Linked DNA regions of Homo sapiens: region 2 is linked to region 1. A link is an interaction called in ENCODE POLR2A ChIA-PET data of the cell type or tissue named here. Cell type or tissue: HepG2. All regions are shown on one strand. Each heading gives the region's core, and the rest is flanking DNA. Links, peaks and the distances in the headings are about the cores only. Region 1 holds the start of LOC124903316 (a long non-coding RNA gene). Region 2 has its middle 5.1 kb from the start of MIR5580.

Region 1 (5,385 bases), core at 290-5,289:
GATTAAGCACAAACCCATAGCAAGAGATGTGCTGGAGGAACAGGAGTTTGTTGTCACTGGTCTGGCCCTTGTTTAGGATTTACAGCCCAAGGATCTGCCACCAGCCAAGTGTGGTGGCAAGTGGCACCCTCGTTCTCTGGCTTGTGGCTCTCACAGACGTCATGCTATTTCCTTGTAGGCCTCCTCATTGTGAGGCCCTTTCATGATTCCCTCCCATTAACTGGCTAGTGGACTATGACAGACATTCTGTTTTCTTTCTTTTCTATATTTTCCCCTTCATCTCTATCTCTGAGGGAGAATAGGAGGAAGCAAAGTCCCATTCCCTCCCCCAGGAGATCTTGAATGCACAGGAAGAGCATCCTTCTATCTTTGTTGAGGGTGGATGAGAGTATAAATGGCTTCCAACTGAGGATGGTAGGACTGGAAGCAATCTCAGAGTCCACTGGGAAATTGCCTTACTTTTCAGTTTTCATGGCACGTGTAGAAGGAGTTAGCACAGTAGGGTAAATGGAGATTTCTTACAACTGAGGTGCCCAGACCAGGTACTCCAGCTGCCCCAGACCCTGCTTGGCCACCCTGAGGTCTGAGGGGACCCAAGATTGACAGCTCTGTGATCTTCATGGCCAGCCTTAGGTATCACTATCCAGCTCAAGGTGAGGATTCAGACCTGATTCAGACCTGATTGTAAAGTACCTGACTTTTGTCCACAGTCCAGTGGTCAGTACCTGTCACATGGACACATCTGACTCTCAGAAAGGCTAAGAACCAGGTTTAGCTGTGTTGGGAAAAAAGGACACAGGTTTGATGAATAGCTTAGCCAGTCTCTGCCACAGACAGTATGGGACCAACGGTGCTCCAAAGATAGATGCCAAATTGGAACTAAGACACACACTGCTTAACCCATAGCACAGTGCTCTCCCCACCAGACCACACTTGGTCATATCTCTCATACGTCCCCTCCCTTTTAAAAACACAGCCCACAGGCCAGGCGCGGTGGCTCACCTGTAATCCCAGCACTTTGGGAGGCCGAGGTGGGTGGATCATGAGGTCAGGAGATCGAGACCATCTTGGCCAACATGGTGAAACCCCGTCTCTACTAAAAATTCAAAAAATTAGCCAGGCGTGGTAGCGGGCGCCTGTAGTCCCAGCTACTCAGGAGGCTGAGGCAGGAGACTGGCGTGAACCCGGGAGGCGGAGCTTGCAGTAAGCCGAGATCGCGCCACTGCACTTCAGCCTGGGCGACAGAGTGAGACTCCGTCTCAAAACAAAACAAAACAGAAAACAAAAACAAAGAAACACAGCCCACAAAAGGTGCCGAAAAGGGATCCAAGGAGAAAGTGGTTGAGCCATTTTTTTGAAGTGAGCCTTGTTGATCTACAGAACAATGAGGTTGCATTTAGAAAATTCAAGTTCATTACTGAAGGTATTTAGGGTGAAGATTGCCTGACCAACTTCTGTGGCAGGGATTTCACCCACGAAAAAATGTGCTCCATGGTTAAAAAGTGTCAGACCAGGTATGAAGTTTACGTTAATGTCAGAGCTACTGATGGTTATTTGCTTCATCTCTTTTGTGTTGGTTTTACTAAAAAAAAAAAAAAAAAAAAAAAGAAAAAGCAACAATCAGATTCTGATGACCTCCTACACCGAGCAACTATAGGCCTGCCAAGCCTGAAAGAAGATGATAGAAATCTCGACCTAGGAGGTACAGATGGATGTCTTGGAAGAAGTGGCCATTGAATTGATAGCAGAAAGCGCTGGAAAGACATAGGAGAGGGTTGCCAATCTAGTTATCCTCTCTATAATGTGTTCATTAGAAAAGTGAAGCTGAAGATGCCCAACTCTGAACTGGGAAAACCTAGGGAGCCTCATGATGAAGGTAGTGGTTCTAGAAAAGCTACTGGGGTGAGACAGATGCTAACGTTAAACAAGCTGATGGATAAAAGTCCGAGAATCTGTTTAAAAATTCAAACTTTTAATGGTGACAAATAAAACATATTATTTGTCGGGAATTTAAGAAACACATCTCATTAATTACACTTCTAGTCTACCGTAAGTCAATTCCACTCACAGGCAAGGCTTGGTGTAACTTAGGAATCCCACAATGAAGTTCAGCCCCGCCTCTCAGAATGACAGAGAATTTCCACTGTACTATGAACTCTTTGTAAAAAAAAATCAGCATCTGCATCTTCAGCTTTGCTTTTTTCTTACCTCTTTCGGTCCTTCCCCACTTGCTTGTTTCCTGAAGACCAGGGGGCAAGATGAAGGTTACTGCATGGTTCACTGCAAACACTGTCTCTCAGTTTTACCTCAACCTTTGATTCAGATGTTTTCACTTCCTCCTCTTCTTACGTATGGCCCTTTGGTCTCTGTCCCCTAGGCTGACTTTCATCATCCAATTAGAAATAACACCGTCTTCTTGCTACCATTTCTCTGGGAACCGTAGGGAGTAGACCCCCAGCCTCCTGCACTCCCCACAGGGGCCAGCCGAGCTTCAAAGGAGTGTGTTGGCAGCACCACCTCACGGCTGGGCTTCCTTTCTGTTTGAACAGCTTCCATTGCTCACTGTTGATCAGTAACTCAATGATTCATTAAACACACAAACAATGAGTGAATCTGTTCCATTAGCAAGGCCACCTGTTGATCTCAGACATTCTTAGCTGAACTCGGCAAATACGAACAACAGAATGCCTACATCAGTCGAGTGCTCTGTCTCTATTTGATGGCATGTTAGAGCAGGAAAAGCAGAGTCCAGGCTTTGCTGATGCTTTTATGCTTTTCCTTTCATCTGGTGGCAGGGCTGTAAGAGTAAAATGTGGAACACAACCCACCTCTCTATAAGCAGCTGGAAAACTTTAAGAGCTTGGTCGCTGTTCCTTCCTCAGTCTTGTAGAATTAGAGAAAAAGGAGAGTGGGAATATTCTGTACCCTTTTGCTTGCAGGTGCAAGGGCAATAGAATTAACCAAGCCCTAAACACACACACACACACACACACACACACACACACACACACACACACACACACACACCAAAAGAAGAAAAACTGTAAAAGACATCTTATTGATTGCAATGACACCTTCTCTGCCTTAGAAAAAATACAATCTCTTTTCTATGTAGCTTCTGGTTCATGTAGCTGTTCCAGGCCTTTAAGAACTGGTCTACTAGTGTTTACAAGCTTTTAAAAAATATTATACTTTATTTGGCTACTAAAAGTCATATAAAGCAGACTGGGTTAAGCTGTTGATACAGGCATCACGGTCAATAAAAGTTGAAATTTTATTTTTAAAAATAGCATTTTTCCTCTCTTATAATTCCTCTTGTTATTATGATAACGAGGAGAGCTTTTATAAAGTGGGTGGTATTTGTTTGAAACCTGAAAGGTGTACCATACCAGGAATAAAGAGACACTTGTTCTTTTCTCAGTTAAATACTAAATTGCCTCTTTAGGGTGAATTTAGTATTTAAATGCATAATTATTATGATTTGTACTGTGTTAAGTTTAAATTTCTCTGCAGTGACACTGATTAAACACAGCTCAGTGTTTCTGTTTGATAGATTTATTCTAGGATATCAGTAAAAACTTGGTTGGTTGGTTGGTTGGTTGGTTCTTGTAATCAAATGGAAGATGAAGAAGCAGAAGGAAACAACTCTTCAAATAAAATTCCAGTTCCTATGAATTTATTATGTAAAATATATAAAATCATGAGTTTTAAATTTCCCACTGGATTTCGGAAATGACTGTTGCTAGTGGCTGGTTTACTTTCATTTGTGTGGCACTGGAAATGACAGAGTGCCAGGTGAGGAATTCAGTTTGTGTCTCTTTTGTAAATATTCTTTTGCTTTGGGAGGACATGCTTTGAGCTACACACATTCAGAATGAATAAGGTGAACAGATTGAGGCAGGCAGACCCCACTACTTGGATTCTCTAGGCAGGTGTGAGCATATCTCGCTCATCCAATACATAAAAGACCACGTGCATTTTCAAAGGGATTTCTGCAATCCCTTTTGCAATCTTTTGACAACCACTACTATGATCTGATTGCCCAATGCAGGTGCTTGTGCAGCCGCCCCACTGTGCCATCAAAAGAATCCTCAGATTCTTCTGACTAAAAGGGACAGGCAGAAGAAGTAACTTTTTAAAAAGACTAAAAAGGAAATAGCCACATAAAATGAAAAATTAGATGGAAGGTGAATAGCTATCCCCTCCTGTGATTAGATTGTCACCATCCAATAGAACTTTCTGCAGTGATACAAATGTTCGATACCTGCACTAACCAGTGTGAGAGCCACTAGCCACATGTGACTACTGAGCATTTGAAATGTGGCTAGTGTGACTGGGAAATTAAAATTTAATTTTAATTAATTTAAATTTAAATATGCACATGTATTTAGTGGTTGTCATTGTAATATCCCCCAAGTGACTAGGTTGGTTTCCTACCTTCATTGTAAGCTCTCAGTAAGTATTTGCTGAATCAAAAAGATAAAGGTGATCATGGTCTATCTCCCTTAATACTCTTAGGTGCTTCTCCTGGCCTGAGGATTCCTACTTACTGCAGGTCTTGCCTCCTCTACCCTTGGCTCCGGCTATCCAACCTGTTTCTCCATCCTTCAACTTGCCCTTAACCTTCCTTTTTCTGTGTTTTTGTGTGTTCCATTCTCTTCAGCTGGAATGCTCTTCTTCCCACTTGTCCATCTTGGCAGACCTCTGCTTATAACCCAGAAATATTACTTTCTCTGGGAATGCTATGCCAACTGCCCCAAATGGATATAGTCACTCCTCTTGGTTCCCATAGTGGTGTAGTGTAAATATCAGAGCAGTGGTGTCTTAGGGCAGACCCTCTGATCTGTGCTAAAGTGTTTATGAATGTATTAGTCAGGGTTCTCTAGAGGGACAAAACTAATAGGATACATGCATATATGAAGGGGAGTTTATTAGGGGAATTGACTCACATGATCACAAGGTGAAGTCCCACAATAGGCCATCTGCAAGCTGAGGAGCAAGGAAGCCAGTCTGAGTCCCAAAACCTCAGAAGTAGGGAAGCCAACAGTGCAGTCTTCAGTGTGTGGCCAAAAGCCAGAGAGCCCTTGGCAAACCACTGGTATAAGTCCAAGAGTCCAAACGGTGAAGAACTTGGAGTCTGATATTTGAGGACCGGAAGCATCAAGCATGGGAGAAAGATGAAGGCCAGAAGACTTAGCTAGTCTTGTCTTTCCATGTTCTTCTGCCTGCTTTTATTCTGGCCATCCTGGAAGCCAATTAGATTGTGTCCACCCAGATTGTGGGTGGGTCTGCCTTTCCCAGTCCACTGACTCAAATGTTAATCTTCTTTGGCAACACCATCACAGACACACCCAGGAACAATACTTTGCATCCTTCAATGCAATC
Region 2 (5,385 bases), core at 74-5,073, 330 kb after region 1:
GAACTAAGAATAGTTTTACATTTTTAAACAGTCTTTAAAAATCAAAAGAATATTTCACAGCAAGCAAAAATTATATGAAGTTCAAGTTTCCGTGTCCATAAAGTTTTACTGGGACGCAGCCACATGCATTTGTTTACTACTCTCTATGACCAGTTTTGTGCTAGGACTGGTAGAGTTGAGTAGTTGCCACAGAGGCCTATGATCCATAAGGCCTAAAATATGGACTATCTGGCCCCTTATGGAAAAAGTTTGCCAACATCTGGTCTAGAGCATCTGTTGTTACTTTAACTGTAAATCTTCATATGACCTGGGATTATAGCCATAATTTATACATTTTATAGTAAATATTTATCAAGTACTCATCATGTTTCATACTCTGGTTTTTGCTTTTTACATTTGTTTTTATTACATTTTGCTATAATTTTTTTTAAAATTCTACTTATCAAACCTAGTTTCTTTAAACTTCTGATAACACCCTCAATTTCATAAGTAGTCTGAATGTGTGTGTTTATTTGATAGATTTGGATACTAGGCAATTCAATTTTCCCATACTTAAAAATAGAGCTTCCTATACTTAAAAATATGATTAGCTCTTTAATATGTTTAGACATTTCTGAAGTTTAGTGTAACATACACATCTATATTAAATCACTTTTGCATGCTATCTATTTACCAAGTATCATTTCTTAGTAATTCTTATAAGCCTGTCTTGCTCCTAGTGTGTCAGATGTTAAATTCTAATCGTATTTTAAATATATTTCTGAACTATCTGCTTATCCACTGATCTATTTTTTTAATGATAACCTAATAACAAAGACTTTTAAAAATTGTCATTTTGTACACATCTGCCAAGACAAGGAGACTATTGTTACCTTAAAATTTGGGGACATATTCTTCCCCATTTGTTGGTCCATGTGACTATCTTTCAAGTTCCATTAAATATGTTTAAAGAAATTTTAGTTAGTGTTGCATTAAATTAACCTAGGAAGCATTTTCTTCTCATTATAATATAATTTTCCCACCAATGGCCAGATTTTTGTCTATGTACATATCCATATCTTTAAAACAAAACAAAACAAAACAAAAAACTTTCCCAGCATTATAACACAGAGATAGAATGAGTTCTTTTTTAAAAAATTTTGTGGGTACATAGTAGACATATATATTTATGGGGTACATGAGATGTCTTGACACAGGCATGCAATGCATAATAATCATGTCACAGAAAATGAGGTATCCATCCCCCTAGGCACTTATCCCTTATGTTACAAAAATCCAATTACACCCTTTTAGTTATTTTTAAATGTACAATTATTATTGCCTATAGTCGTCCCGTTGTGCTTTCAAATACTAGGTCTTATTCATTCTTTCTAATTAATTTGTTTGTACTTATTAACATCTCTCATTCTCCTCCATGGAATGAATTCTTTATAAATGCATGTTTATGTTAGTAAAAACTTCGCTATTTAAAATTCTGTTAGGGGAGATAAATTCTGTCAAAATTCTATATTTAATTATAGATATACAACCTAAATACATTTTCACTGTAAACTATTCTAGGGAAAACAGAAGACCCCTCCTGATTCTCCCCTACCCCATCACATACCGAACACAGAGCCCTGCTTCTCCTAGAGAAGCCTAGAAACTTTGTCAATGGGCTGAATAATGCAGAATAGACCACAGACCATTTTGTTTTGCTTGCTGTTCCCATCCGCCAACATTTTCCTAAATTTACTTTTCTTCGGGTCACTATGACTTGTTATATAACATTAGTGATCTTAGGGAGATATAGCTAGAATTATATTCTCCCACAAATGCTCAAAATGTAAGGTTATCTTCCAGCAGCTAAACTTTTGTATTTTTACAATTGCCCCTTCTTATCAATAGGGCTTATTAAACGTCCAGTTTCTTCCCTCAGATCCCTGTGACTAATCTCCCAATTTGGAAAGAATAGACACTTAAAAGTAACTACCAGTTGATTCCATGCTAATTAGGACCCCGGATTGTTCAATCTTCTAGAATGCTGAAAAGTCCCCTTTATTTACAGTGTTGGGTCTCTAAGGTGGAGCATATTTGGTTAAAATAAATTATGAGCTAGTTCTTGAGAATTGCTAAGTGACAAGCAAATAAACAATAACCTACACACAGTGTAGGCCCTCAGAGACTGTGATTTAAGTGCATAGATGAGTTTGGGTGGAATAAGCAGGACAGCCAAGTGGGAAACATAATACCAAGGTAAATGTGTATAATTCCCATGCAAAGTGTCACGAATCTATTAAAAAGCACCTCCCTGATTTATTAAAAATAAAAAGTGATGCCTGTAAAGGGGAAGAGGGATGTTGGTGGAGTCTGCTGTTTGCTTTTCTGGAGTCTTCACCTGCAAGTCTACACTAACTTGCCAAAACAAACAATGTTAGCAAAACTGTCCTCTCAGCAGCTATATACTAAATCCTACAACTCTTCTATCCGGAAAACCTGGTCAATTTCAAGATAGATAATGAGCAAAATAGTCTGACGTTTTGGGGTTTAGGGGAGGGGAAAGGTTGATCAAACCCACTTACCACATTGCTGAGTTTTGAAAGACGTGGGAAAAGTGACTTTCCTTGTTAACAATCCCCCACCCCCTCCCTCGAGCTAAATGGAATGCTTTGCTATGCAAATAACAAGTCTGATCTCAGAGGAAGTAAAAGACTCAGGATAGTAAAAGGAACTCACCTTTTGGAGGTAAATTAACTCTTCTAAGGCACCATTGAACAAATTACTTCTCCATGCTCTAAAAATTCTCTTAGTGCCCTAAAACCTCAAAATCGCCTGAGATTAATTTGCTCCTTCGAGGGTCAGGCCTCATAAAGAGTGAGTCCCACTGGAAAAACATCTTTTGTCTGCCCTTGTTAAGGTACACAAAAGAAGCATGTGGAAATCACTCAGCAACTCGACATTTGTGGCTGACCCCAACCAACTGGAATCTGAAGGTTGAAAGTGTCAAGGTCAGTCTGAACCTAGTAACCTAGCTGTTTGAATAGGTTTCAATTTGGTAATTACTGTATTTAGATAATTCTGCCTCCCTTTCCCACTACCCTTCATTACCAAGAAAACCAGTGCAAAAAATCAAAGCATGAAAATGAGAGACGCACATTGAGTCAAATAGGAAATTGCTCAACTCAGTGGCTTCTGAGTGCATGAGACAGAGACCTTTTAAGCATGTCCTTCCTTCCCCAGGTTGCAACTGACTTTCTCCAGGGAAGGAATATATTCCCAAGTTGATCAAATCGTGTGGATGCAAGTCTTCCAATGTGCTCAGTCAACAAAAATGTCTGAGCCTGGGATGTCAGGTAACCCACTTTTCAGAATACTTAAATCACACAAAGGAGCATTCTGTTTAGTACTGGGACCACAATGCTTAAGCTGAGCCTTAAGAAGTCAGTAAGAATCTTAATAAGATTTGGACATGATGCCCACAGCCCTGATACTATGTCCAGGCAGCTTAAAATTGCTTGAGGTTAAACATTTAAGTTTTATACCCAGCCAACTTTCTCACAAAGGAGTGGAGGTGATCCACACTGACATATGTATAAACCATACATTTAGGATTTAACATATGTTAAGGTTATAATATTAATCCGAAATTAAGAAAAACAGAACACAAACGCTATAGGAAAACATAAACATATGAACAAAGACTAGAAGAAAACAAAAACCTAAGTAGTTGTTTTAGGAGGATGGGATTGTAAGTAAACTCGCTTTCTCAAAAAGGAATCTGAATGTCATTTTACTACATTTTAGAAACAATAGAAGGAAAAAGTTGTGTATATCCAGCTGGAAGGAAACATTGCAATTGGACATTAAATGCTTGGGTCTGAGCTTTCTGGAGCTAAGTTAACACTTTGGGTTATGTAGCTTTTACTGACCAATCAAAGAAGGTGTATAAGTCAGTTCTCAAAAGATAGACATTTTTCTACATTTGAATTATAAATGAATTCAGGGAACATTGGGTGTAGCCTTAACCATACCACCCCTCATCTCTTTCTCTCTTGTAAGGTCCATATCTTTGGCCTCTTTGCCTAGGTCCTACCTCAGAAACAAACTGCTTTGAAAACCAAATGACAAGGATTAAAAGATTAAATCAGCATGAAGCTTGAGTTGAACACAGTTGTACATTTTCTTAACCCAATCATGGACAACTATATGCAGGATGGAATCACTTGCTGGTACCTTAGGGAGAGAGAAATAATTACAGGACTAAACTATTGAGTCTAGCCAATTAAAATCTCAATCAGTGTGCTTTAGACTGTTTAGAGAATTATCTGCTGATGAGGGCTTCAGTTAATAAAACTGGAAAAAACATATTGCTAAAGTAACAGTAATGAAATTTTGCAAAACTAGAATCTACTTGCACCAGGCTACCAGGTTCCAGGATTTGGGGTAGGGAACTTTGTAGTCATTTAAAAATATTTTTGCTAGAAATCAAGCTATAAAAAGTTAAAAGATCAATGAGATCTTTTCTTTAGAAAATGTGGCAAAACTGACTGAAAGCTGGACTTCAGAAATTCTCATTAGTAACACAACGCAGCAAATTATTCTTCCATCTTGTCTTCTTTTCCTCAAATTTCACATTTTTGAGGTAAACATTTTGGAATCCGACAGTATTTTCTGAATTGTTTGTTCTGAACAGCATACTATAACTTTTATATTTTCACTTAGTTTATAAAGAATATTTTGAAGAGCGAGCGAAAGCAGAAACAACTGGAACTTGCTGCAGTTAATGCTTTAAATAAAGTGACTTATGAATGGTAATTTCAAATGGCTTCCAAGCTGAAAAAAAATTTTAGATTTTTTTCTAGAATTGACTCAAAGTTGCACACCTTGAACTTTTGACTCCTTTTTCAAAATAATTTCTGTGTGTTTTTTTTTTAACATTAGAGCAATTTGACATTTTTCCTAAAATCAGCCACTTTTCTCCACTGGTGAGCATTGCAGTTCTGTTTATTTATTCTGCCATTAGGTGCTAAATGCATAGGGAAATGAGATCCTTGCAATCCCACCTAGACCACATTTCTAACCACTCTGAATTTAATTTCCAGTTATAGTTTTCAGAATTGTGCTAGTTTGTATCACAAGGTAAGCCTGAATAACTTTGCATCAATTCTAATTTGGCAGTCCACCAGTTATCCTAAATTCCCCTAGGGAATACTAATAACCTTCTGATTCCCAGGTAATGTAAGGTCACCAACGTTGCATTTGCATTATTCTTTTCCTTTTCAAAAGAGAGTATGTGAATAGTTTGTAAAATTGGTTTTGTGTTGAAGCAAAAGTATCTTTGATGACAAATAGTTCGGAGACCTGGGCCTGGGATAAGCTTTATGCTCCTGGCTCACCTTTGGAGAG

Evidence for each region. Peaks named below come from ENCODE experiments on the same cell type or tissue, not always from the same donor. Only the 100,000 strongest peaks of a DNase experiment are listed, where the experiment ranks them.
Region 2: POLR2A ChIA-PET joins it to region 1 with 11 read pairs; 3 of 35 experiments call an interaction of 5 or more read pairs at or near these places.

The regions. Positions count from the first base shown.
Region 1 is chr14:53,611,445-53,616,829 of GRCh38, forward strand. The region is part of intron 2 of LOC105370504 (a long non-coding RNA gene); the gene reads left to right. LOC124903316 (a long non-coding RNA gene) reads right to left here and starts at 938. Exons shown (of 2, transcript XR_007064176.1): 1 at 1-938. It also overlaps the pseudogene RPS3AP46. RefSeq lists a silencer at 958-1,007 and enhancers at 1,328-1,437, 2,393-2,492, 2,513-2,612. In HepG2, for the core only: a CTCF peak has its summit at 2,513; DNase peaks (open chromatin) are centred at 2,567 and 4,007; H3K4me3 peaks cover 2,499 bases.
Region 2 is chr14:53,940,729-53,946,113 of GRCh38, forward strand. No RefSeq gene overlaps it. Among named protein-coding and RNA genes, the nearest start is that of MIR5580, 5.1 kb to the right of the region's middle. RefSeq lists enhancers at 2,370-2,997, 2,998-3,624, 3,303-4,747, 5,088-5,385. In HepG2, for the core only: no CTCF peak of the experiment used is centred there; DNase peaks (open chromatin) are centred at 2,603 and 2,943; H3K4me3 peaks cover 881 bases.